Regions from separate parts of the Homo sapiens genome. Here all the other regions are linked to region 3. The links are chromatin contacts, found by Hi-C or POLR2A ChIA-PET in ENCODE. All regions are on one chromosome and are shown on one strand. The core of a region is the stretch at or near the end of the contact, and the rest is flanking DNA. Distances in the headings are between cores, read along the strand shown. Region 1 holds the start of TMEM87A (transmembrane protein 87A). Region 2 holds the start of UBR1 (ubiquitin protein ligase E3 component n-recognin 1). Region 3 holds the start of CHP1 (calcineurin like EF-hand protein 1). Region 4 holds the start of TTBK2 (tau tubulin kinase 2). Region 5 holds the start of ZNF106 (zinc finger protein 106).

Region 1 (5,107 bases), core at 1,810-4,309, 1.0 Mb after region 3:
AACAACAACAAAAAATAAAGTGCCTCAAATCCTCCAAAAACAATGAAATATAAACACTTCAAAATACGCAGTTAGGGCTGGGCATAGAGACTCATGCCTGTAATCCCAGCTACTCGGGAGGCTGAGGCAGGAGAATCGCTTGAACCTGGGAGGTGGAGGTTGCAGTAAGCCAAGATCGTACCACTGCACTCCAGTCTGGGTGACAGAGTGAGACACCATCTTAAAAAAAATGCAGTTGGTTTAACTTGGCAAAACACCACTAGATCAAACTACACGAGAAAAAAAGACTGGACCTAATAAAAGAATAAAACAGCAAACAGGCTGTCAAGCTATTCCAAAAGACAAGGGTTACTAGGTTACCCAGTAAACCAATCTCACAAGGCCAGTGTCAGAGTAGATTTGATCTAAATCAAATATAAGTCACTGGTCAGGAGACTGATTACATATTCATGGATACAGTATATATTCTTCAGAGAAATTCTACCTGCTGTTTTCACTCCCACTAGAATGTAAGCTCGATGAGGGAAGAACATTTTTCTATTACTTCCCCACAGTCTATGCAATAAGTAATAATTACTCACTAAACAATTGAAAAGAATAAAATTATCCAACTATGACTTAAAATTTTGCACTTCCGTGAAGACAGTATGCATAGAATCACACATCTATCATCAGGATTTTTATCCCTCATCTAGAAATAAAGCTGCCCACGATCAATCGTTCTCTAAATTAAAGCCGGTTTCAGAACTAAAAGGAAGCTTTTACTGAACACACAATGGGATACTTTAGATTCAGATACAGTCATTTTTCCACTAGACAAACTAGTTTTGTTCTACATAATCCCTATTTCTTGATAATATCTGAGCTTCCTCTTCCAAAGCAGTAAAATACTCCTTTTGTAAATAAAGGATCTACTAAATATATTCCTTCACAGCCAACGGCCTGACAAACCTAGGTCATGTTTGCAGTAAACATTTAACAAGCACACAAGAGTAAAACCTCTTTAATCTACACAGAACAGATTAAAACCACCATGCAGGGAATCAACCCCAACATAATCACAGTCATTCACTACATAACATTTCAGTAAATGAAAGACTACATATACAACGGGGGTCCCATAAAATTGTAATATCGTATTTGTACTCTACTTTCCTATGTTTAGATATACAAAAACTTACCATTGTGTTACAACCACCTATAGCATTCAGTACAGTAACATGTTATACAGGTTTATAGCCTAGGAGCAATAGGCTGTACCATACAAACTAGGCGTGTAGTGCCATCCAGTTTTAAGTATACTCTATGATGTTTGCATAATGACAAAATCACCTAAGGATGCTTTTCTCAGAAAGTATCAACTGTAAATGTAATTCGACTGAGATGTGACTGAATATTCAATGTAGTATATACAGCATATATATTAATATATACATTATATATACTAATATATAATGTCTACATAGTGTATATATGCAATGTAAACACCAGAAAAACAAGAGAAGAAAATAAAGTTCACACGAGTACTTTGAAGATGATTCAGTAAAAGGACCTTAGTAATACTAAAAATATTTATACCTAGATAATGCCAGACTATTAGATTTCAGAACTTATAAAATAGGTAATTTAAAACATTACCTATAAATTTTTAAAATTCAAATTAAAACTTCATGAAATTCAAAAACTCACACTTCAGGAAGATAGTGGTATTTCTGAAGAGGATCTTTCCAAAACTAAAATAATTTTTCCCCTGCAAACATAAAGGAAAGATAATTAGCCTCAGATGGCTTCAATTACCAAAGCATCATATAACTATCTAAGACTGCTAGAAATTCCAACTTAACTTAAATCTTTATGGGACGTACCCCTTAATCAGTTCATTCCCTTTACTCACCAATCACTGCTCAGAATAACCAATCATTTTTTCTAATGAACTATTCTGTGTGCAAATAACCAGAGTTTTATTTTCAAATCTAAAAAGACTTAACTATTAACCATTTTAGTAACAAGTAAAAACCTAACTGAACACCTGAAAATCTTCACCACTGAACAAAAGGTATAACGTTTACCATAATAAAAGCCCAAATAAGATTTGGACATTACAGTCAGTGAGCAGAGCAGAATGAAACAAAAAGGCCAACGTAGGTTTAATGGGGCTAATGCTTTTCAGCATTTCCTCCCTGCATCTGGTTTTTGTCTGCTCACAGGACTATACCTGTTACTGAAATAAGGTTTAAAATGGGTAAGGGGCAGAAAGGGTCAACCCATGTAGTTAATTATCCAAATGAAAGACTAGCCTTACCACATTAAATTTTAAGTACTATTTCTTCAATTTTAACCATTCCCATGTTAAAACACATTTCTTAAATCTCTATGCTTTCTAGTCACACAGTAAAGCTTAGAATAGCCATTCCAAAGTTGAAGCGAAGTCGAACCATCTCGTAAGCAGAATTACCCAGGGACCAAGAAGTGCAGAGGAAGAAAAAGAAAGAAAGAAATGAAGACTCCTATTTACATATCTTTCTTATCCAACCCGGGGACACTGGATTCTGTGAAACATCTGAAAGATAAACAACTCTCCGTTTGTACATCAAGTTTACATCTCAAGTCAGGCACTGAAAGTTCTGTTTTTCTGATGAGAAGCCGCTCCACCACTCCTTTCTGTTGCTGAAGTGGCCCTTACATTCCCGCTAGCCTAATCACAGAAGTGCGCGGCTTTCCACTCCAGGGAGGTGGGTCCCAGTTGGCTAGCCACACAGACCATCCCAGCAACCCCACCCCTTTTGAAGAGACTTTTGCGGAACCTTCATGGACCCCTTGGGCCGCCGTAGCCCCACCCCTTGCTCCTCTAGGTTCAGACGTTAGTGAAGTGAATACTCACCGACGGTATCGGAATGTGCCATTTGGACCGGTCGGCAGCAGCTACGGTTGCCGGTCCCGCACTGAAAAACGACAGTGGTGACGGGTGAGCTCCCAGAAGCAGAAGAATGACAGGCAACACCTGAAGCCACGCAGCCGCCGCCATCTTCACAGCCGTGGAGTGCCTACCGAAAGCATTTCACCCTCTTCCGGTTCGTCCCGCCTTCTTCCGGCTCTGCTCTAAGGGCGGGATTATCCGGGTCCTGGAAACGTCGCGGAGCTTGTTTGCTGTGCGGCGTAGCGGCCCCTCTCTCAGACAGTCGTCTGTGCGCCGTGAGACTTTGGACCTACTGCGCAGGCGTCATCCTGTTGGAACCTGGTCAGCTGGGTTAGAGAGATCGCTACATGCCAGCCTGGCCTGAGTCTTTTCTGTCTCCCAGCCGTTAAAGGTTTTAGGACCAGGCAGGCACCCCGTGCAGGATTTGGCTCTCTACTTCCGCTCGCCCCAGCCCTTCATCCCTTCTAAGTCAATGTCAGACTTTGGGGCCAGAAAGTCTGGAAAAGCCCTAAGCCTGGCTGCCCAAGTGGCGTCTAGTAGTGAGTTCTCCGGTTTGGGTGGTATTTAAGCAAAGGCTGGAATTCGGCGGTGGTGGAGTACACGCGATTCCTAGACTGGGTAGTGTAACAACCTTCAAAGGCCCCTTCTAGCCCTGAAGAGTACGATGCTGCAGTACAATCTGGCTGGAGACCTAGCCTCCAGCAAAGACCCGGCCGGCACTTCCCACCCTTAACCGAAAACGGAGACAGAGAGGGTCAGTTTTCAAAATCTGTGGCGTGACCCCGCCACTGAGATAGATCTGCAGATGCTTCGTCCCAGTCAGGGAGGCCGTCTCGGCATTTCCAGGTTCTTAACGCTCTTGATTTTTACCCTCTAGGACTCATTGCGTACACGCCCTCACCGCCGCCCAGTTTCGGTTCCTAACAAAAGCACGTTCCTCATCAGCCACCCATAATCAAGACAAATTTGCCAAATAAATCATTGTAGAAACGCTAGTTTGGGCCTGAAAAATTCCAGGAGCAAGAGTCAAGATTTGTCACTCCATGAGAATCTGGAGGGGACTCCCTTCCCAGAAACTTGACGATGAAGTACTGGTTGTAATTTTAGAAAGACACCCAATCGGCTTTTTTAAAAGATCGCCCAGGGCCCTTGTCCTGAGAGCTGGGAGCTGGTCGGAGTGACAGAGAAGCCATGGAAGCAGCAGTGAAAGAGGAAATAAGGTAAAGGCCAAGTGCTTCTGTAGCGAGTGACCCCAGGGTCCCTAGAAACAGGGAATAGTGTTTTAATTGCATTTCTTATTTGCGTATTTGGTATTTGCTGACCTTTATCTTTTCTCTCAATTCGCGGGAAGTTAGTTGATATTAATAGCCTCTCATAAAATACTTTCAGGATGGTTAAATAGGCCGGGTGCAGTGGCTCACGCAGGTAATCCCACAGCACTTTGGGAGGCTAAGGTGGGAGGATCGCTTGAGTTCAGGAGTTCGAGACCCCCTCCCCGCCCCCTCGGAGTCCCAGCTACTTGGGAGACCACTGGGAGGATGGATTTGGAGGCTGCAGTGGAGCTGTGATCTTGCCACTGCTTGGGCAACAAAGTGAGACCCTGTCTCCAAAAAAAAAGGATGGTTAAATAACATTAACAGTGGAAAAGTTGCAATCAGAACTCTTAACACGTGAATTTCAGGCATGTTGCTTTCCAAATTCATCTATAATCACCCCTTCCTATATCATCCCAGAGTTAATTCTTCGAAGCTGTAAAGAGGAAACAAAAGATTCTCCAATCTTTGTACACTTGATTAAAATAAACTGGGCCGGTTCGCTCATGCCTGTAATCCCAGCACTTTGGGAGGCCTATAGGTGGGCAGATTGCTTGAACCCAGGAGTTCAGACCAGCCTGGGCAACATGCTGAATCCCTGTCTCTACAAAAATTTTAAAGTTAGCCAGACGTGGTGATGTGGGCCTGTAGTCCCAGCTACTCAGGAGGCTGAGGCAGGAAGATAGCCTGAGCCCAGGAGGCGGCAGTTGCAGCAAGCCAAGATCGTGCCACTTCACTCCAACGTAGGAGGCAGAGCGAGATCCTGTCTCAAAAAAAATTTTTTTAATAAATTAAAATAAACGGACAAAGACTGAGTTCAGTGAAGGACAAACAGTTTTTTAGTATGGCCAAGTATATCTGCCTGGGCTTGTTTTCA
Region 2 (5,623 bases), core at 681-3,180, 1.9 Mb after region 3:
GAGGCTATATTACACAATCTACCTACTACTTTGCAAAACCCAAAGCCCTGCCCAACAAAATCTAATAATATTTCCTGAGGTAAAGAGTTGCCACATAAATTCTAGCTCAATTCCTGTATCATTATCTCCAATTCCAAATTAGTGACGTCCAGAATGATGGGGTTTTATTGTATTATCTGGAAAAAATTAATGTATCAAAGCTTTAAATAAATATTAGTCTTCAGATACAAAACTATAACAATTCTTCTGACCACAGCAGTTTCCCCACTCCTTCTAACAAGCAAAACTCACAAACTACCATTAAAATGTTTCAGTTGCTTTTAAATTTGTCCTACCTCCTCATTCCTTATCATCTCAAATAAGATGCTTCCTCCTTCAGGAACAGTAGTGAAGTGAATTTGAACTGCTATTTGGGGTGGAGGAAAACGGCAAGCACTGACATAGTCAGTGGCCAAATCCTTTTTCCAACTCCCTCCCTACCTTGTTCCTACCTCCTAGACAGTCTCTTCAGTCCCTGGAGTTGACTCATGCCGTAGCTCCCTCTGTAGTTCCCTCTGTTCTCGCATAAAACAATGTTCAATTGTATGCAGGGTTAAAAAAAAAAACAAAAAACCTTCAAGAATGCTTTTAATCTGTAATCCCAGCACTTTGGGATGCCGAGGCAGGTGGATCACCTGAGGTCAGGAGTTCGAGATCAGCCTGGCCAACATGGTGAAACCCCGTCTCTAATAAAAATAAAAATAAAAAAAATTAGGCAAGCATGGTGGCAGGCACCTGTAATCCCAGCTACTCAAGAGGCTGAGGCAGGAGAATTCCTGAACTCGGGAATTTGCAGTTCAATTCCTGAACTCGGAAGGTTGCAGTGAGCCGAGATTACACCACTGCACTTCAGCCTGGGCAACAAGAGCAAAACTCTGCCTCAAAAAATAAATAAAATAAAATAATGTTTTTATTAAACTACAAGCCAAAGAAACTTCAGAAAAAATGTGTATATCCCAAATCTCTAAATGCTGCTATTTAGAAAGACAAACTAATAAAACATCATGCGGTGACAGATATTTGAATATTTTCTACATATCTCCACACTAGATGCCCTGGGCATCCAGAACATTCCCTAACATTGCCCCCTACTCTTATCTTCCTCGGCAGCTTTCTCCCTGTAGCTAGTGACTCAAATTTGTTCACTATCTGTGCCTTCCCATTCTTTCAAAATGCAAGAGCAAAGTATAGATTCCGACATCAATTAATGGTATTGCTCTGGCTTGAAATGTTTGGGAGTCCTTTCTTCACCTTTAAAAAGTAGCGACAGATGATGGGTTTCTCCACTGAGGGTTAGGCCTGGGGTTCCCAAGATGCTATACGCAAGGACAATTACTACACCTCACATCTAGACATGACTTGACAGTAGCAGCACTACCTACCAATATCAGGTCCCGGCCAGCAGGCTATGCAATAAAATACCAGGTGCTGCGTTCCCATCATCAAGAGTAAAGGGTTAGTACTGCTTCTATACGAAAATGGCTCTTGCTCCAACCCCGCCTCGGCCCCCACATCAAACCGTCTAATAACATCACTGGTTCTTTCTACTTCAGAATAGAGACATGCACACTTGAGATCATCAAGAATAATACATAACAAAGTCATTATATTCCGTAGACTTGGCTGGCAGAAATGTGGGTTGCGACTAACTTTTTATTCGGTGGCTTCCTTCCAGATCAATCCAGATAACTCCCCCTCCCCAGAGCCGCCATAAGGGGTGAAGCCCCACATCCTCCTAAGCGCAGTAGGGAGGGACCGGGGGGAGGACAAAAGAGACTTGCCTATAGGGACTTACAGATGCCAGACGCTGAGGGGTCTGGGGTAACTCCGCGCTGATTTCCATCCTCTCAGTACCTCCAGCCTCCTCGTCCGCCATCTTGAGGGAAACTGACGCCTGCAGTTGCCGACCCCCGGCCAGAGGCAAGCGGAAACCTGTGGCCGGTCGGAGAGACAGGGACGACACTTTTACGACGGCCCCTGAAGTCGGGTTTGACGCAGACTCGAGGAGTGGCTTCCGGCCCGCTTCCCGGAAGCAAGCGTCACGACGTGAAGGGACTGGAGATTTTTTTTTTCCCCTCTAATTTATCAGGCGTAGCTCTTGGTAGCTGAATGGTTGTATATCTGGGTTTGGTGCTGGGAACTGTTGCATCTACGAGGTAAAAAAAACAAAGTCAGCGTCCATTATGAAAGGAAGAAAACTTGTCGGGGGCTAAAGCAAGAACCTGTCCTAGCTGGCCGGTTGTTGGCCTGGGGATGTTTTGTATCCCAACCTCCCTGCAGTAGTTCCCCAGAGCCTACAAAATGAAAAAGAAAGTACTCACACATCTTCTATTTTTAGGATTCTACCCCGTGGGCACTTGCACATGTGTACAAAAAAAGCTCGGGATCCAGCTTTATTGGGGGACACGGGGGGAAATAACAAAAAATTGGAAACCTAGTCATTCATCGATAGAGGAAAGACAAGATATACTATGGTACATTCGCATTTTGAAATACTGTGCAGCTCTTGAGCAAGATAAATCTGCGTGAAAAGATCAAGATAAATTGAGAGAAAAAAAAGCCAAGTTGCTGCAAACTATATATTTGCACACATAGGCATTTAAATGTGAAGGAGTAAGTCTGAAAGGGGAAAGGGCAAAGTAGTAACTCTGAGGGCCAGGATTCGGATTGGAGGAAGAAGGTGGTCAAGAGCTACTTTACCTTCATTTGTATTTTAAATTTTTTACAAAACAAATAATTTTAAAGTATATTTTTAACAAAGGGAAGAAAATAAAGCTCCAAACAATGTGAAAAGTAGAGGAGGCTTTCCAAATGCTGTGGTCCACCTTGATTTATAGAACTTTCCTGCCTAAACAATGTTTCTGCTCAAATGAACTACTTCCTGGGTGCTAAAATACTGTTTTTCCAGCCTTTTTTGCCCAACAACCACAATAAATACATTTTACATCTTATCACGGTACACCTATACAAAATTAAATGGGTATATATAGAATATGTATATATATACTGAAACTTAAATTTTCTGAAACAATACTTCCAATATGTCATATTTTCTATTCAATTGCAATATGTTTATGCATTTAAGCCAAAATACTGGTTGTAGTTATTAAAGTGATACTATAACCCACAATAGGTATTGTCCCACATTTTGATAAAAATTGCCCTAAAAGTTACCTTGTCCCTTCCTGTCTCTATGCTTTTACTTCTGTAGTTCTCTTATGCTACCCCACGCTCTTCTCTTTTTCTTCTTTCATTCCTAGATAAATGAAATAGACTAGAACGTTCAGAAATAGGTCGGGGCAGTGGCTCACGCCTGTAATCCCAGCACTTTGGGAGGCCAAGGTGAGTGGATCACCTGAGGTCAGGAGTTCGAGACCAGCCTGGACAACACAGTGAAACCCCATGTCTATTAAAGATACAAAAATTAGCTGGGTGTGGTGGCAGGTGCCTGTAATCCCAGCTACTCAGGAGGCTGAGGCAGGAAAATTGCTTGAACCCAGGAGGTAGAGTTTGCAGTGAGCCAAGATCATGCCACTGGCACTCCAGCCTGGGCTACAAGAGCAAAACTCTGTCTCAAAAAAAAAAAAAAAGAAAAAGAAAAAACAGAAAATAAAAAGAAATAATAGCCACTTATCAACATCTTAATGTAATCAAAGCACTAGTATATTAATAACACTAGCTATATATTAATAACAATCCTTTAGGTAGATGTTACTACTTCTATTTTACTGTCATGAGAAACTGAGAAAACTGAAGTTTAGAGAAGTTACATAATTTGGTTAGGGACATGCAGCTTCCAAGTGACACAGCAGATATTCAGCCAGCACAATGGCTCACCCCTGTAATGTTAGCACTTTGGGAGGCCAAGGCGGGAGGATTACTTGAGCCCAGGAGTTTGAGATGGGCAACATAGCAAGACTCCCACCTCTACCAAAAAATAATAATAAATAAAATCCAGTTCAAATGACTCACAAGGCCCTATTCTTATCCATTTCACTTTATTACTTTATACCAAATTCAAGTATTTTACACATGAAAGATAACAGCATTTCAAGTGAGAAGGAAATTATGAACTGCTTATTTATTTATTTTTTCAGATGGAGTTTCGCTCTTGTTACCCAGGCTGGAGTGCAGTGGCGTGATCTCAGCTCACCACAACCTCCGCCTCCCGGGTTCAAGCAATTCCCCTGCTTCAGCCTCCCAAGTAGCTGGGATTACAGGCATGCACCACAATGCCTGGCTAATTTTGTATTTTTAGTAGACACGATGTCTCTCCATGTTGGTCAGGCTGGTCTCAAACTCCCGACCTCAGGTAATCCGCCCGCCTCGGCCTCCCAAAGTGCTGGGATTATAGGTGTGAGCCACCACGCCCAGCCGGACTGTTTATTAAGTGGTGCAAAAACAGATGGTTATGTAGCAGTTCCTCAAAAAACAAAATTAGACATAGAATTCCCATGTGATCCAGCAATTCCACTTCTGGGTATATATCCAAAAGAAGTGAAAGCAGGGTCTTGAACAGATGTTTGTATACCTGTGTTCATTGAAGCATTATTCAGTATAGTCAAATGGTGGCAGGAACCCAAGTGTCCATCAACAGCTGAGTGGATAAACAAAATGTGGCATATACATGCAATGGAATATTATTCAGCCTTTAAAGGGAAGGAAACTGTGACACATGCCACAGCATGGATGAACCTTACAGACATTAGGCTAAATAAAAGAAGCCAGTCACAAAAAGACAAATACTGTGTAATTTGACTTATAATACATACCTAGAGTAGTCAAATTCATAGACACAGAAAGTAGAATGGTGGTTTCCAGGGTCTGAGAGGAGGAGAGAATCGAGTTTAATGGATACGGAGTTTCATTTTGGAAAGATGAAAAAGTTTTGGAGATGTGTAGTGGTAATGGTTGCATAACAATATGAATATATCTAATGCCACTGAATGGTATACTTAAAAGTGGTTAAAATGGTAAATTTTACGTATATTTTACCACAATAAAAAAATTTAAAGAGGCCGGGCGTGGTGGCTCAAGCCTGTAATCCCAGCACTTTGGGAGGTCAAGGCCAGCGGATCACTGGAGGTCAGGAGTTCGAAACCAAGCTAGCCAACATGGTGAAACCCCATCGCTACTAAAAATACAAAAATTAGCCGGGCATGGTGGTGCATGCCTGTAATCCCAGCTACTCGGGAAACTGAGGTAGGAGAATCGCTTGAATCCGGGAGGCGGAGGTTGTGTTGAGCCGAGATCGCGCCACTGCACTCCAGCCTGGGTGACAGTGCGAGACTCTGTCTCAAAAAAAAAAAAAGAAACATTTAAAGAATAAGTAACCATCTGGGAAAAGATGGTCAGATCCTTACCTCAAATCATACCCCAAAATAATTCTTTTTTTTTTTTTTTTTGAGACGGAGTGTTGCTCTGTCACCCAGGCTGGAGTGCAGTGGTGCAATCTCGGCTCACTGCAACCTCCGCCTCCCGGGTTCAAGTGATTCTCCTGCCTCAGCCTCCTGAGTAGCTAGGATTACAGGTGCATGCCACCACGCCCGGCTAATTTTTTATATTTTTAGTAGAGACAGGGTTT
Region 3 (5,711 bases), core at 626-3,125:
CCTTGAACCCGCCTGGAGGTTGCAGTGAGCCGAAAATGCACAGTGATCAGGCCATTGCACTCCAGCCCGGACTCTGTCGCAAAAAAACAAAACAAGCCAGGTGCGGTGGCTCACGCCTGTAATCACAGCACTTTGGGAGGCTGAAGCGGGCAGATCACCTGAGATACGGAGTTCGAGACCAGCCTGACCAACATGGAGAAGCCCTGTCTCTACTAAAAATACAAAATTAGCTGGACACGGTGGCGCATGCCTGTAACCCCAGCTACTAGGGAGTCTGAGGCAGGAGAATCGCTTGAACCCGGGAGGCGGAAGTTTCGGTGAGCTGAGATGGCGCCTTTGCACTTCAGCCTGGGCAGAAGAGCAAAAACTCCGTCTCAAACAACAACAACAACAACAAACAAACAAAACTCTAGTTCTTCAAACTAGAACCTCAGCTTGCAGGGAACGTGTGGGGCCTCAGGCTAAGCTGTAAAGCCTTAGGTAACACTTAAAACTAGTAACTTAAGTTGACCTGGGAAAGCCTGCTACGACAAAAATATCCTGGTACTTGGGTACTAACAGCAGTCAGAATTCGGTTCTTCCTTATCTTATACGTGTTCTAACCAAACAGGTGTGAAGGGGTAAGGCAGGTGAAGCAGTAAGAACTGGTTCACCTGAGAGTAGGCACTAATTTAACGGGTGGCTTTTACCTTTTTTTTTTTTTTTTTTTGAGACGGAGTCTTGCTCTGTCACCCAGGCTGGAGAGCAATGCCGCGATCTCGGCTCACTGCAACCTCCGCCTCCCGGGTTCAAGCGATTCTCCTGCCTCAGCCTCCCGAGTAGCTGGGATTACAGGCACGCGGCACCACACCCGGATAATTTTGTATTTTTATTAGAGATGGGGTTTCTCCATATTGGTCAGGCTGGTCTCGAACTCACGACCTCAGGTGTTCTGCCCACCTCGGCCTCCCAAAGTGCTGGGATTACAGGCGTGAGCCACCGTGCCAGGCCTACCTTTTTAATCAAAACAAACAATACACCATGAGAATAAAATGCAAAATTTCTCATTTTTAAGACAAAATAAGGAACTTCAAATAAATGGCGGACCATAAGCTAGGAATTCACTGTCCTCCATCGTTAGGGCTTTTTCCTCCGAAGGAAGTTTGGGAAATCTGGATCCTAATTTCAGCCAAGTGGTGCGTTCCTCGAACTTCAGTCTAGAACTAAAAGAAGAGGGGCTGCAATGAAGGAAGAAGTCTCGGGACGCTCCACGCCACCCGGCGGCGGTTATCAAATCACAGGCTGAAAACCTGGAGAAAGGTCCGCGACGCCGGGGACACACGCCGCAGAGGCGACGCCCGCCCGGCCCAACGTCCAGTCTCGTCTGTTTCCCGAGGAGCCAATCAGCACGCGGCCCCGAGGCCGGCTCCCCAGCGCCCCCTGCGGCCGGGAGGAGGACGGCAGCCAGGAAAGATGAAGAGCGCGTGCAGTCCCCGAAGGGTACACCCTAGGGTTCCCCCCCACGCGAAGTTTCTCTCCGCAATCCGTGCCACCTATCGAGTAGGATTCCTAGTGTTCGATTCCTGTGAGAAAAGGTAGACTACGCTGCCTGTCGCAGGTTAGTTTGTTGTAAAACTGTTGGTCAATGACGTTGCCCTTTTAATTGCGTCGTTAGCGACCGAGTGGCATCGCCCCTTTAAGGCCGGTGGCAGCTGCGGTTCCGGGGGCGGGGTCCGTCTTCAGCAGGACTTGGGCTGGAGCTGGGCTGATTCATTCGGGGCTGGAACTCGAACGCTGACGTTGGCTCCTGAGCCGGGCGCTGCCTCGCGCCTGATTGGCGGGTCCTCGGGGCCGCCCTCCCCAGCGCACCACCCCTGGGTTCCCTCCCGGGTCCGCAGTGGAAACACTGCCCTCTCCCTTCTTGACCCCTAGCCCTTCCTTCCCTCCCTCCTTCCCTCCTGTCGCCGTCTCTTCTGGCGCCGCTGCTCCCGGAGGAGCTCCCGGCACGGCGATGGGTTCTCGGGCCTCCACGTTACTGCGGGACGAAGAGCTCGAGGAGATCAAGAAGGAGACCGGCTGTGAGTTCGGGTTGGGGGTGGGAACGCCGGGCGCCTCAGGCTGGCCTCACAACCAAGGGCGGCTGTCGCTAAGGTCTGGAGCTCGGGTGCCTGTGAGGTTGGGGGGTCCTGGGCAGCCTCCAGGTTTGGGGACCGAGAGCTGGAAGACCTGTTCTTCCAGCTGCAGCTTCCTGGAGCGGGGCTCTAGCTACTGTGGGGCTGTCCTTCCCTTCAAAATCGGGACTCTTGATCACTCGTAGAGCGTCGACGCCCCCCTTTTCTGCACCCTGCCCATCAAAGTCCCCGAACTCCTTTCCTTTCTGTTGCCTCGCACCACCCTTCCCTATGAAGAGGCATCCTGAACAGTAGGTAAAGCCCGAGAAGCAAATTCAGGAACTCGAGATGGATTCTGTAGAAAATCCGTTTCTGGGTAAGGACCTAAAACCTCTGACAACTATGGGAAATTACAAACAAGTTCTTGTCACAAATTGGGAAAACCACCCAGAAAGCAAGACCGTGTAGTAAGGCTTTGGGAGACATGACCCGATGCCTGGAGACCTTTAAACAATCAGGGGTCTGGGATTGTGAGACTTCTTTCAATCTGAACTTCTAGAGAAAAAACACGGATACTGTGACCACCAGTTTTTTACTTACACGACGATACTTGCTGTCCTAATCTCATATATGTATTGATTTCTACTATGCTGGTGTACTTTTTTATTCGCTATTGAAATTGGATGTGCTCCAAAAATCTCCGTGTGAATTTGTACTAGGAACTGATTTTTTTTTTTTTTTTTTTTGAAACGGAGTCTCCCTCTGTCAACCAGGCTGGAGTGCAGTGGCGTGATCTCGGCACACTGCAACTTCCGCCTCCCAGGTTCAAGCAGTTCTCCTGCCTCAGCCTCCCAGGTAGCTGGGAGTACAGGTGCCTGCCACCACGCTTGGCTAATTTTTGTATTTTTGGTAGAGATGGGGTTTCACTATGTTGGCCCGGCTGGCCTCGAACTCCTGACCTCAAGTGATCCACCCACCTCGGCCTCCCAAAGTGCTGGGATTACAGGTGTGAGCCACCGTGCCCTGCAGAACTGATTTTTTTTTTTATAGTCCAGTCTCTTCCTCATTAGTCTGAACAAAGGAGCAAAAGGACTCGGGATTCTGAAGCGCTGTAAAATACCATCATAACTTTGAATAGTCCTTGATAATGCAATGTATGATACAATTGTATTGATGCATACAATATTTTATCTTTTCAGTAAACCTTTATGATTCTTATTGAGTTAATGAAGGATGTAGCACCTGAGCTCTGTCTCTTCATCATACTTGTCTTTGATAATGACATGACCAGTAACTCACTCCGGCCCATATGCAGATAGTACTGAGGAGTGCTATGGGGAACTACAGAATTTTTCAGGCCTGTTTAAGTGCTGTTCTCTGCTTTGTGACAAGTTCAACTTTCTGGAGTTTTCAAGTTGGAAGGGATGTTTTCTAGCCCCACCCCTTTCTGGACTGGTTTGCTTCTTTCAGCCTCCCCTAAAATATGGCCCTTAAGCCTCTCTGTAAAGACATTTAATGATGGTAACCTCTCCACCTACCAAGGCAGTCCTTTTCACGATTTGAATGACCCAAAGTAGTTAGCTCTTTATAATTTGCAGTACTTGTTTGGCCACTGACTTACTCTGACCCTCGGAGTGGAGACGCAAGCAGTTTGGATTCAACAAGCATTTTATTACGTTTTGTGGCCATAACTTCTGGCCACATTTGTAATTAGTACTACTTTAGGTCTAGGGTGACACCGAATTAAAGTATTTGTGTTAAAGAGTCACATGGAGAAATAAGCAGAATCAAAGAGAAATAAATATAGAGTCACATAATGAGAAAGTGTAAACCATAGTGAAGATGCAAAAAGCCATTTTTGCTTCAGAATGAAGGGAGCAGTAATCCCATTCTGGTTTATATACATTTGACCAAATGGAAATGACCTGGATGGGATATTTTTACCATGTGGCTTGTGGACAAACAACTAAGTGCTCATGGAAAAGCTGTTTTCCCCATTGCCAAAGAGTGAGTCACTTGTGAGGGAGATTCTCTCCACAACCAGTGCAAATGTATGTATTGAGCCAGAATGCTTAGTGAAACAAGTGCTTACTGAATTTTTACAGTGTCTGTTCAGTACTGTGCTAGGTACTCAGAGCAGATGGTGACAAAAAACGCCCCCAACCTGGTTGGGGAGATAAGCCCAAGAGAGTTATGATTAGCATCATGACATAAGAAAGCTGAGAATTGTGTGTCATCCACCTTCAGAAATCAGGCAAGAGAGAGAGTCCTTGTGGGCTGTCCTCATGGAGGACAGGAATTGGGCCTTGATACATGGGTGGAGTAGATTTGGATAGATTAACCTAGGGCATTTTGGGTGACTTCCAGGAGAGATCTCCCCCTAAGCCTGCTACAAAGTCATTCCTTTGCCCTGGGAACCATCAGTTTATCCAAATAGTGTCCATCATCAGAGTTGTTTTTTCTTTTTCTTTTTCTTTATTTTAGAGACAGGGTCTTTGCTCTGTCTCCCAGGCCGGACTGCAGTGGCTTGAGCATAGCTCACTGCAAGCCTTAAACTCCTGGGCTTAAGCCATCCTCCCGCTTCAGCGTCCCAAGTAGCTAGGACTACAGGCGCATACCACCATGCTTACCTGATTTTTATTTTTATCTTTTGTAGAGATGGAGTCTTGTTATTTTGTCGAGGCTGGTCATAAACTCCTGGCCTCAAGTGATTCTTAGGCCACTTCAACCTCCCAAAGCACGGGGATTACAGGTGTGAGCCACTGCGCCAAGCCCAGAGTTGTTTTTTCAAGGAGTAATTTGGTATGATGCAAAAGATTTTGAAGAATAAAAACGGATATCTGGAGTGGGTAGAGAGGTGGAATTTGTCCCATTTTCATCTGCCTTTTCTTCTATGAAGAATTTGGAAAACTATCTATCAGAAGCACTTTAAGAACAATTATAAGACATTTTACTACTTCCTTTGCCAGTACAAAATGTAACATAATTGAGGAATACTAAATTTATATTCAGTGCAAAAGCTGTGCATTGGAATTTGATGATTATATTTAACCATATTTTTTGCAAATTTAAAAAGATTAGAATTTCTACATGACTAGATTAGCTGGTATTTGATATTTAATGAATAACAGTAAGTGTTTGGAAAAGTAATTCTGGATAAGAATTACCTGTGATCCTCAGTTTCATCATCTGTAAAATTAGAATAATAATAGTGCCTACTTTATAGGATTCTTACGACAATTACATGAGATGAATTATGCAAACTACTTAGAATAGTGTCTGGTATAATAAACTTCATGTGAGTGTTATTATTTTGAACCATAGTTAACAATCGTCTTATTGGGAAAATACCATTTGCATGTACTAGTTATAAAAACTATGTGTAGGGCTATATCATTGGGGAGGTGACAGCATTTTATACTTCTTTTTGTAGTGGACAGTTGATTAGGAATTAAGTACAGATGTTTTGCCAATTATAAGGAAATAAAATTTTTAAAGGAGTTTTTAACAGTTTATGAAACTGTTATGATGTTTTAACAGGAATTGTCTAAGAAATGCTTTCTATTGGCATATTTGCTAAATTATCTTTGTTCTACTACCTTCTTTCAGACTTCTGCATTT
Region 4 (5,593 bases), core at 2,633-5,132, 1.7 Mb after region 3:
TGGTAAAAACATATATAATGGCAAATATGTTTTCTAATTCAAACATTTTAAAATGCTGATTCTTGTTTTCAATAAAGATGTTAATTCTCTGTTTAAAAAAATAATGATTCTGAAAACATGGTTAAATCTCGATAGCTTACCAAAGGAAGCTAAGAAGCTACTTAGTAACTTCCACTCTTTAGGAGGCACTATTACATCCCAGATTCTTTTCAAAGGACACTTAAGTTTTTCACATTGGGAAGCTTTACCCTAACTGAAGTGAAAGCAAATTCCTATATACAATAAAAAACAGCTATAAACACTCCAAAACACCAAGGATTATAGAGACAAAGGTTAAAAAAAAAATCACAGGAAAAAAAATCCAAAATGTTCACAAAAGTTTGTAAGTACTATATGTTCACTTAAGCATCAAGAATAAAGTCACATGACATTAATGAAAATATACTAAGAAGGCTATTTAAAAATAACCAACTGAAAAGAAGAAACTATCTAGCAAAATTGACATTCATATTATGTTATAATATAATTTCAATCTGTATTATAAACCTATAATCAAGGATCACCAGACTTTAATGAGGCAGTTTTGAGTAGTAATATGTGTTGTCCTTATGCTCAAAATTTAGTTCTAAAAAACTGAATTTTTTCATATGACCTTAAAGGCTCTTTCACCAAATATGTACGATATTTAACTTGAAAGCTTTCAGTACTTTCGGCATAAAAGGTTCTATCCACTGAAGCCTGGGGAAAAAACTTCCACTACCACACATTGTTTACAATATGCTGGATGACAAAAAAAAAAAAGACTAGGAAATAAAACTAAATAAAATGTATTTAATTTCAAAAATCCATAAATATTGAAGGTATATTGCAATATTACTAATCAAACAGAAATAGCTCCAGCTACATTTTGAGTGTCTCTCAAAAACCTCAATAAGAACAAAAAATGAATACATGACTAGAGTAATTTTGAGTAGCATACCCTCAAATTGAAAACACTGTTTGCTATATATTTGTAAAAGAATATTTCCTATAGGATTTTTTTTTAAGTGTGGAAAGAAGTAAGCTATAGCTATATTTTCCATAATTCTCAAAGACTTTTTATTTTACTGATCAACACAGTCCTTACTAGATCAATAATGATCCTAAACACTTTCCCTTGTCATAGATTTGTATTTATTTATTTATTTATTTATTTCAAGAGATGGGGTCTTGCTCTGTCACCCAGCCTGGAGTGCAGTGGAGCGATCACAGATCACAGCAGCCTCAACCTCCGATCCACCCCCTCAGTCTCCCTAGTAGCTGGAACCACAGGTGTGAGCCACCATGCCCGGCTAAATTTTTGTTTGTTTTTTGTAGAGACAGGATCTCCCTGTGTTACTTAGGCTGGTCTCAAACTCCTGGGCTCAAGCGATCCTCCTGCCTTGGCCTCCCAAAGTGCTGGGATTACAGGCATGAGGTTTTTTTTTTTAAAGCAGCAAACATTTATTATCTCACACAGTTTCTCAGGATTCGAATCTGAAAGTGTCTTAGGTAGGTGGTTCTGGCTCAGAGTCTCTCATGAGTTGCAATCAAGCAGTCATCTGGATATGTTACTTTTTAAAGTTATAAAGCATATAAAAAAGTGGCTGCCCCCCACCAAAGTGAAATTTAAATTCCATGATCACAGCTAACTCGGATCTGTAATATTCATTTACTTTGAAAAACCAATAACTTATCATTGCCACATTTTTAGTGCACTTTTTAGAAGTAAAATACGCTCGAAAATGGTCTAAATTATGCAAACTTCCCTTCTAGTATTACATTTAAAGATACTTGAAGCCCCACATAATTGAGTTCAATTTGCTAAAGCAAATGAGGTCTAACCTCTTGAAGATTTCCTGAAGTATTAAAATAATCAACACTTAAAATCAAAAGAAGATACAACAATCTAAAGTCATATATAATGCAATAGAGAATTTACTAAATTATGTATTAACCATAGTACAAGATAATGAGCAAGATATATTATTCTCAGCCCCCTAACCAATGTACAAATTTGCATCAACTTGATATTATATATTAAATTAATGAAGTTATGGACTTTAATTTCTTCTGTGTCTAAAACTGGAAGAGGGAAGAAAGCATTTCCTAACATTCTATCATAAAAGAAAAATGTTAAGAGAAACTTTCCTTTAAAACCATGCTTCATATGTCCCCTTCGGTGTCTTGATAAAATGTTATCATACAGGAAAACATAAGCTTCTAAATCAAAGATTTCCTTCAATGTTTTCAATTTGCATAGATCACAATATAACACACACATTATTTGAAACATTTTTTGACTTCAGACAAATGCCTCAAGATTAATCATATTAAGCTATATTTGTCATCATTACTGCTTCTTTATTTAAAAAAAAAAAGGAAATAAAGCAAGCAATACATAGCATTCAATTCCCTTGATAAGTTAAAATCATTTCCCCCTTCTATCCCCAAATGAACTTTATTCTATTCCATTTAGCCAAAGGTACACAGCCAACACATCTTTGTGTTATACTGTGGCAAATCAGGGTTTAGATACCAATGCAACTATTATCAATGGCTCAGAACCAAACATTGTTAACAAAACACACTGAGTGGATCCTCCCTCTGCGTGTGTGTCTACATGTGCCCATTCATAACATGACCCTCCTACACACACAGAAACTCAATTTCTACTGAATTACAAAACATCTTCACATTATTAGAAGTGTATAATAAAACTGTCCTCTTTAATGTTCAAAGAAAGAATAATTTCTAAAGCGATGAGAGAGAAGAGTTAATACCAGGATTGCTGCTACCCATCAACTTTAATTCAAAGCAAAGTACAACTCAATGTCATTTTTACCTCTACTGTAGCCTCGACGGATACAAAATTAACTTCGCTGTAGAATAAAGTATCCTGGCATCCCAATGGATTATTTACTTCTCCGATTTGACAGAACATATACGTGAGTCTTTTGTCCCTCCCACAGCATCCCAGGGTGTCAACATCATCTCTGCCACAGCAAATGACGAGCAAATCCCTCAGATCATTACTTCAGCACCCTAAGTACAAGAAAGTCGCGGCCTTCACTGTCGTTACAACACAGCAAACAGATTCAGTAGTCCCATGTTCCTTTCCATGATAGTTGGGGAGGCGGGGTGGGAAATAAGCGCTCAGATTTCCTAGGAATCCTTCGTGTTCGGTGCTGGTACCAGAAGTGGCATGGGTACAAGTGATATGTGGGTCACCCACAGAGAGAGACGCAGAACGAAGCTTCGTGACCCTCCAAGTTCAGTGAAGACACCCAAAGCCTGGGGCAAAACGAGGCGGCAGCCTTCGGGGAAATCGGGCAGAACCAGAACGATCTCCGAGATGGAGAGTGACGGGGTCTGGCACGAGCCCCGGGCTTGCAGCGAACTGAAAGTCCCCGGTACCCCTCCCCTCCTCAGCAGGCTCGGTCACTCGGCGAGGGGTGCGGCCGGAGGAGGGGGTCGAGACTGGGGGAGGGCGGCGCCCTGGGGGGTCGGGGGGTGTGTCCTACCTGGGCCGTGGCGGACGCAGGGGTTTCTGGAGGAGGGCTCTGGTCCAGCTCAGGACCGGGACCGGCGGGGGTTAACCCTCGGCAGGCGGGACCGCCACTGCCTGCCCATCCCCCACCGCCGACTGCGGCGGGACCCGAGCGCGGCTTCCAGGGCCGGCCGGCTGGGTAGTCCCCTGGGGTACCGTCCGCGTTTACTGGCGGCGGCGGCGGCGGCTGCTGCTGCTGTTACTGCTGCTGCCGGCTCCCCCAAGCCGCTGCTCTTGTGCCAGCACCTGCTCCCCCTCCTGCCGCCGCCGCCGCCTCGTCCCCACCGCTCCCATCGCCGCTGCGGCGACTACTGCAGAGCCCGCTGACCCGACCCGACGTTATTCTCCCCCCTCGTAACCCGACACAGCCTAGCCCACCTGCCCTGCCAGCGCGCACGCCCACCTCTCCGCTACAGGTGCTGATTGGAGAGTGCGTTCCGAACTCGCAGCGTCGGTTGGCTAGTCCCATTGCCTATCACGAAGGGGGCGGAGAGTCGGGCAGAAACCGTCTCCGCCCCCCACCGGAGAATTGCCGCTATCTTCAGGTTTGCCTGAGAGGGCGAGTTACCGGGAAAGGAGCATCACAATGGCAGCGCGCATGCGCCTAGGAATTCTGGGCCTCGTAGTTCCAGCCATAGCCGCAACTCCCCGCCTGTCCCGAGGAGAGAAGTAGGGCTTCCGAGACAAGTAGTTTGCGCACATAGGTGTTCTCCTAGCGTGACAGTTAAATTGGTTATAGAGGGATGGTTGGGACCCCATGGTTGGGCTTTTCGGAATAAAATCGGAAATGCTTTGTCACGATACGAAATTACACACTGAGGCAGTCGCGATGAAGGGCCCAAATCGTGAGGCCCTGCAAGCCTTAAGGATCCATCCTCTTCCTCAGCATCAGCGCTGACAGCATCCCGCAAATTGGCGCCGTCCCCAGAACCGCCTAACGTGAAGCTAATCATCTTTGGGGGACTGGGGAAGGGCCTTAGGTGTGACGAGGAAAGGAGATGGGCACTTCCATAAACGAATGTCAACTTGGAGACCGGAGTGTCCTTACGGTTTCACAACCCAAGAACAAGATTTCATTCCCTTTGTGAAACACCACCAGCTAAAGACTCAATGGCCAGCCCCGGTGCACACCAGTATGCGATGCTGAGCAAGTGTATGCGGGAGGTGCTCAAAGACTTTCAAAGAAAAGCGAGGAGGGCGGAGCAAGGACGCTGTGCAGGATGCGTTTCTATTTAGTGTTGTGTCAGTCGCTTTGGCGAAGGAAAACCTTAAGATTAAGCACCTCTCCCATCTTTGCCCACCAGTGTACAGTAGAGAAAACACATGAAAAACGCTAAACAGCTTTCCTAAGGCTATAAACTAATCAGTGGCAAAACCAAAACTCAGGTCTCTCATACGCCCCACATCTAATGTCCTTTCTACTTAAGAATCACAATGATCCCCAGGGTTCTGCCATGAATGGAAAGAATGTAATGAATTATGAACTTCATTTTTACTTTAAATCCTTTTCTTCACTCAAGTGACATTGTCATTAAAGCTGATTAAGAATATAGAAAGGTAAATGACTAATCCTATATTCAATCTTGGAACTGTTCCTATAGAATCTGTTTCTTCTTGCTCAGGAAGTGCCACAGCCTCTTGCCATTCTTTTTAAAAACAGCAGGCATCTCTACTCTCTGTCATGTCCAGATCCTTGGATTGAAAGCAGGACAAAATGTACATTAAAGGCAAGTGATGATGCAGCTCATCTTGTTCTATGCAAACATAAAGATGTTGCCAAATTGTTTTTTATTTCTACTGATTAAAACCACACGTTACTTTTTCTATTACTATGTCTAATAGAGTACTTCATTCATTTCAGAGTATTGACCAATCACATAATTTGAATAAGAAAACATTAGGGTTTCTGTAAATATTTTTCTTTAAAATTAAAGAAGTTTATAGGGGCCAGGCACAGTGGCTAATGCCTGCAATCCCAGCACTTTGAGAGGCTGATGTGGGAGGATCACTTCAGTCCAGGAGTTC
Region 5 (5,120 bases), core at 2,018-4,517, 1.3 Mb after region 3:
GCATATATGGTTGTCCCTCGATATCCATGGGGGATTGGTTCCAGGATCCCCCTCAATACCAAAATCTGAGAATGTTAAAGACCCTTATATGAAATGGCACAGTATATGCATGTAACCTACACATACCTTCCGTATACTTTAAATCATCTCTAGATTACATGTAAGACCTAATACAATGCCTACACATAACTTCATTTATGTGGATGCAATGTAGTATGTACTCAGCACGTAGCAAATTCAAGTTTTGCTTTTCAGAAATTTGTGAATTTTTTTTCCCCAAATATTATCCATCCAAAGTTGGTAGAATCCATGGATGCAGAACCCATGGACGGATATGGAGGAACAATTGTATATGCAATACATAATATTTTTATAAAACCACAGTGGTTGCAAAATGCACACCCTCTTTTGCACCTTTTCTTTCTCACTATATGGGAGGTCACTCAATATTAGCACATATAGAGCTGGCTCATTCTTTCTAGCAAATTCATACATTTATTTAACCAATCCTTCACTGATGAAGACCTGGGAGCTTCTTGATAGTTTCTTTCAGATTAAAACATGCACAAACATGCACACACACACACACACTCGACTGTAGAGTTTCCACTAGTGATTTCACATGCTAGAGGTCCAAGTAGAGCATTCATATGTAACTTGTCTGCCCAGGTGCTCTTATTCATTGGGTACAGAAATTAATCCTAAACTCTCCACTAAGATACTCCCAATTACAAAACACACAATACATAGACTTCTCACTGAGCCATTCCTGGTCCCAGAACCAAGTCGTCTAGCATCTTCCATTCCTCTCAACTCTTGTAGAGCAGCCTTCAGACTACACGTGCACTAATCTAGATGTACAATAATCACTATTCATAGTCTTTCCTTTTTAAATATCTTCCTTTTAATCAAAACAATTGAGGCCGGGCACTGTGGCTCACACCTGTAATCCCAGCAATTTGGGAGGCTGAGGTGGGTGGATCACCTAAGGTCAGGAGTTCAAGACCAGCCCAGCCAACATGGTGAAACCCCGTCTCTATTAAAAATACAAAACGTTAGCCAGGCATGGTGGTGGGCACCTGTAATCCCAGCTACTCGGGAGGCTGAGGCAGGAGAATCACCTGAACCCAAGAAGCGGAGGTTGCAGTGAGCTGGGATTGCGCCACTGCACTCCAGCCTGGGCGACAAAGCAAGGCTCTCTCTAAAAAAAAAAAAAAACAACACACACACACACACACACACACAATAGGTTCTGAACTAGCCTGATCAGATTCGTTCACACCCTCTACCTCCTGCCAGGCCATTTTTTATTATTTTTTAATTTTTTTTTTTTGAGATGGAGTTTCGTTTTTGGAGTACAATGGCACAATCCTGGCTCACTGCAACCTCCGCCTCCCAGGTTCAAGCGATTCTCCTGCCTCAGCCTCCCAAGTAGCTGGAATTACAGGCATGTGCCATCATGCCCAGCTAATTTTGTATTTCTAGTAGAGACGGTGTTTCTCCATGTCGGTCAGCCTGGTCTCAAACTCCTGACCTCAGGTGATCCGCCCGCCTCGGCCTCCCAGAGTGCTGGGATTACAGGCGTGAGCCATCGCGCCTGGCCCCTTCCAGGCCATTTTAAAGTTCTCCTCGAAAACCATCTAGTATTTCTAATTAAAGGGCTCCTACTATCTTCTAGACTCAAGAGTTAACTCTAGGCATGGCGCGGTATTGGCAAATGTGTAGTAGATACTAAATAAATTCTAGTTGCATCTGAAAATTGTCTTTCATTATTTCATTCACGACCAAACTTGAGAACGGGGCTTAAAGCAAATTTTAAGATTTCCCATGCTATTTACAACAGTACTAAGCTCTTAATAAGCACTCAAAAGTTATCTGTGGGCCGGGCGTGGTGGCTCAAGCCTGTAATCCCAGCACTTTCAGAGGCCAAGGTGGGTGGATCACCTAAGGTCAGGAGTTGGAGACTAGCCTGGCCAACATGGTGAGACCTCGTCTCTACTAAAAATACAAAAATTAGCCGGGCGTGGTGGTGGTGCACGCCTGCAATCCCAGCTACTCGGGAGGCTGAGGCAGGAGAATCTCTTGAAACTGGAAGGCGGAGGTTGCAGTGAGCCAAGATCCCGCCACTGCACTCCAGCCTGGGCGAAAGAGCGAAACTCCGTCCTAAAAAAAATAATAATAATAAAAATAAATAAAAATACAAAAAATTAGCCAGGTATGGTGGTGGGTGCCTGTAATCCCAGCTACTGGGTAGGCTGAGGCAGGAGAATTGCTTGAATCCAGGAGGCGGAGGTTGCAGTGAGCTAAGATCGCGCCACTGCACCCCAGCCTGGCAACAAGAGCGAAACTTTGTCTCAAAAAAAAAAAAAGAAGTTATTTGTGCTTTGAATAAACTGGATATAAACCATTATGGTGGATACAGCACTTATTTGCTAGGTAAGAGAACTTCGCTTACCTAGGATGACAGTCTCAAGTTGCTAAAAGCCACGGATATCTCAAACTTCTCAATAAGATGCCTTAATCTTACTCTCAAAGATGATTACACAACAAATTGAAAGGGGAAGAGGATGTAAAGCATTTCCTCTCCACAATTATACACCGAGATTCGGACTAAATATTAAACGGACACAGTAAGCTGTTGTTACTATTTGTTATTAGTTGTTATTATCAAGACGCATCCCACAAGGAGAGAAACGAAAGGAGGAAAAAGAACGGAGGTTGTCAGTCGCGAGAGGTTGAAATGTGTCCCTGGCCTGAGACCTACGGGCTTTAAGGACCAGGGTCTTTGGACTCCCTGCCCAACTGGGGACGAAGGAGGTCAGTGGCTTCCCCTAAAGGTCAAGGCTTTGGAGCCACGTTTCCTTCTGGGGCTGGGAGCAGAGCTGGAACGCCCCCGCGAAAATCCGTACCCCGAAGCCAGCAGCACCGCCTGCCCATAAACCCGCGCCGGCTCTGGGAGAGTGGACCACCAGGTTGCCCCTGAGCCGCAGCCTGCAGGAGTAGAAACCCGGTGGTGTCTTGCAGCCCCACAACCTCCCTAAGGGGCAGACGACCAGGACCCTTGGGCTCCGATACGCTCAACGCAGGCCGGCCCGTCGATACTCACATTCACAGCCAACCCCTCTTACTCCATCAGGCCGCCGAGAGCCAGGCGAGGGAGCTCCCTGACGCCTCAGACGCCCCCTTCAGTTTTGGGTCCGGGAGCCTGCTCCGGACCCGCTCCCCGCCGGGCCCCGCCACAGCCGCCGCCAACGCGCAGGCGCACACCGAAGCCGTCACGCTCGCTTTTTTTTCCTTTGCCGTCCGCAGTTCTCAATAATCTAGCTTTATTTGAACACAAGAGAGTGAACAACGGACACACAGGAAGAGGTTTTTCTCAAAAAGAATGGAGGAAGAACAAAGGCAGGCCCGCTTGCGGGAGAGTCAGTACGCAGCGTTGGACGCTATGAACAGCCTCCCTGGTCCCTTTTTCATTCTCCTTGTTTCTCCTTGTTCTTTCCCGGCCTCCCTGTAGCTCCTACTCTCTTCCTTGGTGTCCCGCCATTTCCTTTAGTCAGTGGCAACTGTTCGGGCTACATTTTGAAAACACTCCTTCCTTGTAAAACTTTCTGAAGTTGAATGGAAGGTGCAAGAGCTTTAGAACAGCCAGACCTGAGTTTCAGATCTTGGACTAGCTACGAATAATTTGTGACTTTGGGTAAATTACAATTCTTCTTGGAACCTCAGGTTCTTGAGTTAAAATTAGGATAATGTTATCTCACAGGGTGTTGCTAGGATTAAATAACATAGGTCAAGTGTTTATCTATGAATGCTGCCTATCACAGAGCAGACATTCCATAATACTGACTTTATTCTTACTCATGCCTAAGGTATTTATAATATTTTTTAAGTAGAGACGGGGTTTCACCATGTTGCCCAGGCTGGTCTCAAACTCCTCGGCTCAAGTGATCTGCCTGCCTTGGCCTTCCAAAGTTCTGGGATTGCAGGTGTCAGCCACCGCGCCCAGCCTACATTTATTATTTATTTATTTAGTTAGTTAGTTAGTTAGTTATTTTGAGATGGAGTCTTGCTCTGTCGTTCAGGCTGTAGTGCAGAACCGCTCTCTTGGTTCACTGCAACCTCCACCTTCCGGGTTCAAGCGATAATCCTGCCTCAGCCTCCCAAGTAGCTGGAATTACAGACGTGCACTACCACGCCCAACTAATTTTTGTATTTTTAGTAGAGATGGGGTTTCGCCATATTGGCCAGGCAGGTCTCAAACTCCTGACTTCAAATGATCCGCCCACCTCGGCTTCCCTAAGTGCTGGTATTACAGGTGTGAGCCACCGCGCCCGGCCGCCTATATTTATTATTAAACTTAGCCCATACCCATTCCCTCAGAAACCTAATTTTAGTGACTAAGACTATCAGATAAATGAAATGACATTCAGGTTGATAATTATGTGGAGTGTCCCTCCTATATTATTGAGATTATAACATCTCTGTTTAACAAGACCTTCAACGTCTCAAATAAAAGTAAGCAGCGGTGGGGCACAGTGGCTCACGCCTGTAATCCCAGCACTTTGGGAGGACGAGGTGGGCAGATCATGAGGTCCAGAGATCGAGACCATCCTGGCCAACATGGTGAAACCCCTTCTCTACTAAAAACACAAAAATTAGCTGGGCGTGGTGGTGCGTGCCTGTAGTCCCAGCTACTCGGAAGGCTGAGGAAGGAGAATCGCTTGAACCCGGGAGTCGGAGGTTGCAGTGAGCCGAGACCTCGCCCCTGCACTCCAGCCTAGCGACAGAGCGAGACTGCGTCTCAAAAAAAAAAAAAAAAAAAAAAAGAGAGAGAAAAAAGAAAGGAAGCGGCTATATTAACCTCTTCTATGTAAATCCAGATTTGTTCTAGAGGTTTAGGAAACTTCCAATTCCGTGTTTGTGACATCACAAGTCCTTGAAACACTCAAGGGTTGTGGTACGCTGCTCATTCTATTCTCCTTCAAAGGCATGCAATGGAGGAACTATTTTACCCTATAAACTCTGGGCCATCATTCAGGGAAAAGCCTGTAGAAGACCACAGTCAGATATTGGTGAGTGCCAAGGTAACGCTAGATTATGGTTTCTCAACTTTGGGATTA

Evidence for each region. Hi-C counts contacts between places; a loop is a spot of excess contacts on that map. ChIA-PET counts read pairs that join two places held with the same protein, here RNA polymerase II (POLR2A). Pooled maps may share reads with other maps.
Region 1: a pooled map shows a loop between it and region 3 (12-fold over the local background). The contact joins the promoter of TMEM87A here to the promoter of CHP1 in region 3. A Hi-C loop is called at or near these places in 1 of 37 single-sample maps with no recorded cell type and 9 of 50 pooled maps. POLR2A ChIA-PET finds 5 or more read pairs at or near these places in 1 of 52 experiments (CD4-positive, alpha-beta T cell).
Region 2: a map of naive thymus-derived CD4-positive, alpha-beta T cell shows a loop between it and region 3 (7-fold over the local background). The contact joins the promoter of UBR1 here to the promoter of CHP1 in region 3. A Hi-C loop is called at or near these places in 1 of 168 maps with a recorded cell type or tissue (naive thymus-derived CD4-positive, alpha-beta T cell), 1 of 37 single-sample maps with no recorded cell type and 7 of 50 pooled maps.
Region 4: a map of B cell shows a loop between it and region 3 (15-fold over the local background). The contact joins the promoter of TTBK2 here to the promoter of CHP1 in region 3. A Hi-C loop is called at or near these places in 2 of 168 maps with a recorded cell type or tissue (B cell and naive thymus-derived CD4-positive, alpha-beta T cell) and 7 of 50 pooled maps.
Region 5: a map of naive thymus-derived CD4-positive, alpha-beta T cell shows a loop between it and region 3 (13-fold over the local background). The contact joins the promoter of ZNF106 here to the promoter of CHP1 in region 3. A Hi-C loop is called at or near these places in 1 of 168 maps with a recorded cell type or tissue (naive thymus-derived CD4-positive, alpha-beta T cell) and 6 of 50 pooled maps. POLR2A ChIA-PET finds 5 or more read pairs at or near these places in 1 of 52 experiments (endothelial cell of umbilical vein).

The regions. Positions count from the first base shown.
Region 1 is chr15:42,270,374-42,275,480 of GRCh38, forward strand. TMEM87A (transmembrane protein 87A) reads right to left here and starts at 3,060. Exons shown (of 20, transcript NM_015497.5): 1 at 2,882-3,060; 2 at 1,690-1,750. The coding sequence starts at 3,025. It overlaps GANC (glucosidase alpha, neutral C), which reads left to right and starts at 2,828. Exons shown (of 24, transcript NM_198141.3): 1 at 2,828-4,137. The coding sequence starts at 4,109. RefSeq lists enhancers at 2,410-2,659, 2,820-3,049, 3,022-4,221.
Region 2 is chr15:43,104,108-43,109,730 of GRCh38, forward strand. It overlaps UBR1 (ubiquitin protein ligase E3 component n-recognin 1), which reads right to left and starts at 1,931. Exons shown (of 47, transcript NM_174916.3): 1 at 1,835-1,931. The coding sequence starts at 1,915. RefSeq lists an enhancer at 1,750-2,029.
Region 3 is chr15:41,229,393-41,235,103 of GRCh38, forward strand. It overlaps CHP1 (calcineurin like EF-hand protein 1), which reads left to right and starts at 1,876. Exons shown (of 7, transcript NM_007236.5): 1 at 1,876-2,057. The coding sequence starts at 1,991. EXD1 (exonuclease 3'-5' domain containing 1) reads right to left here and starts at 1,365. Exons shown (of 12, transcript NM_001286441.2): 1 at 1,087-1,365. RefSeq lists a silencer at 1,390-1,449 and enhancers at 1,570-1,639, 1,660-1,719.
Region 4 is chr15:42,916,896-42,922,488 of GRCh38, forward strand. It overlaps TTBK2 (tau tubulin kinase 2), which reads right to left and starts at 3,883. Exons shown (of 15, transcript NM_173500.4): 1 at 3,543-3,883. RefSeq lists enhancers at 3,201-3,701, 3,702-4,202, 4,405-4,504 and a silencer at 3,475-3,884.
Region 5 is chr15:42,487,874-42,492,993 of GRCh38, forward strand. It overlaps ZNF106 (zinc finger protein 106), which reads right to left and starts at 3,268. Exons shown (of 22, transcript NM_001366845.3): 1 at 3,107-3,268. It also overlaps a transcript of SNAP23 not described here. RefSeq lists enhancers at 2,741-2,930, 2,981-3,030, 3,331-3,440.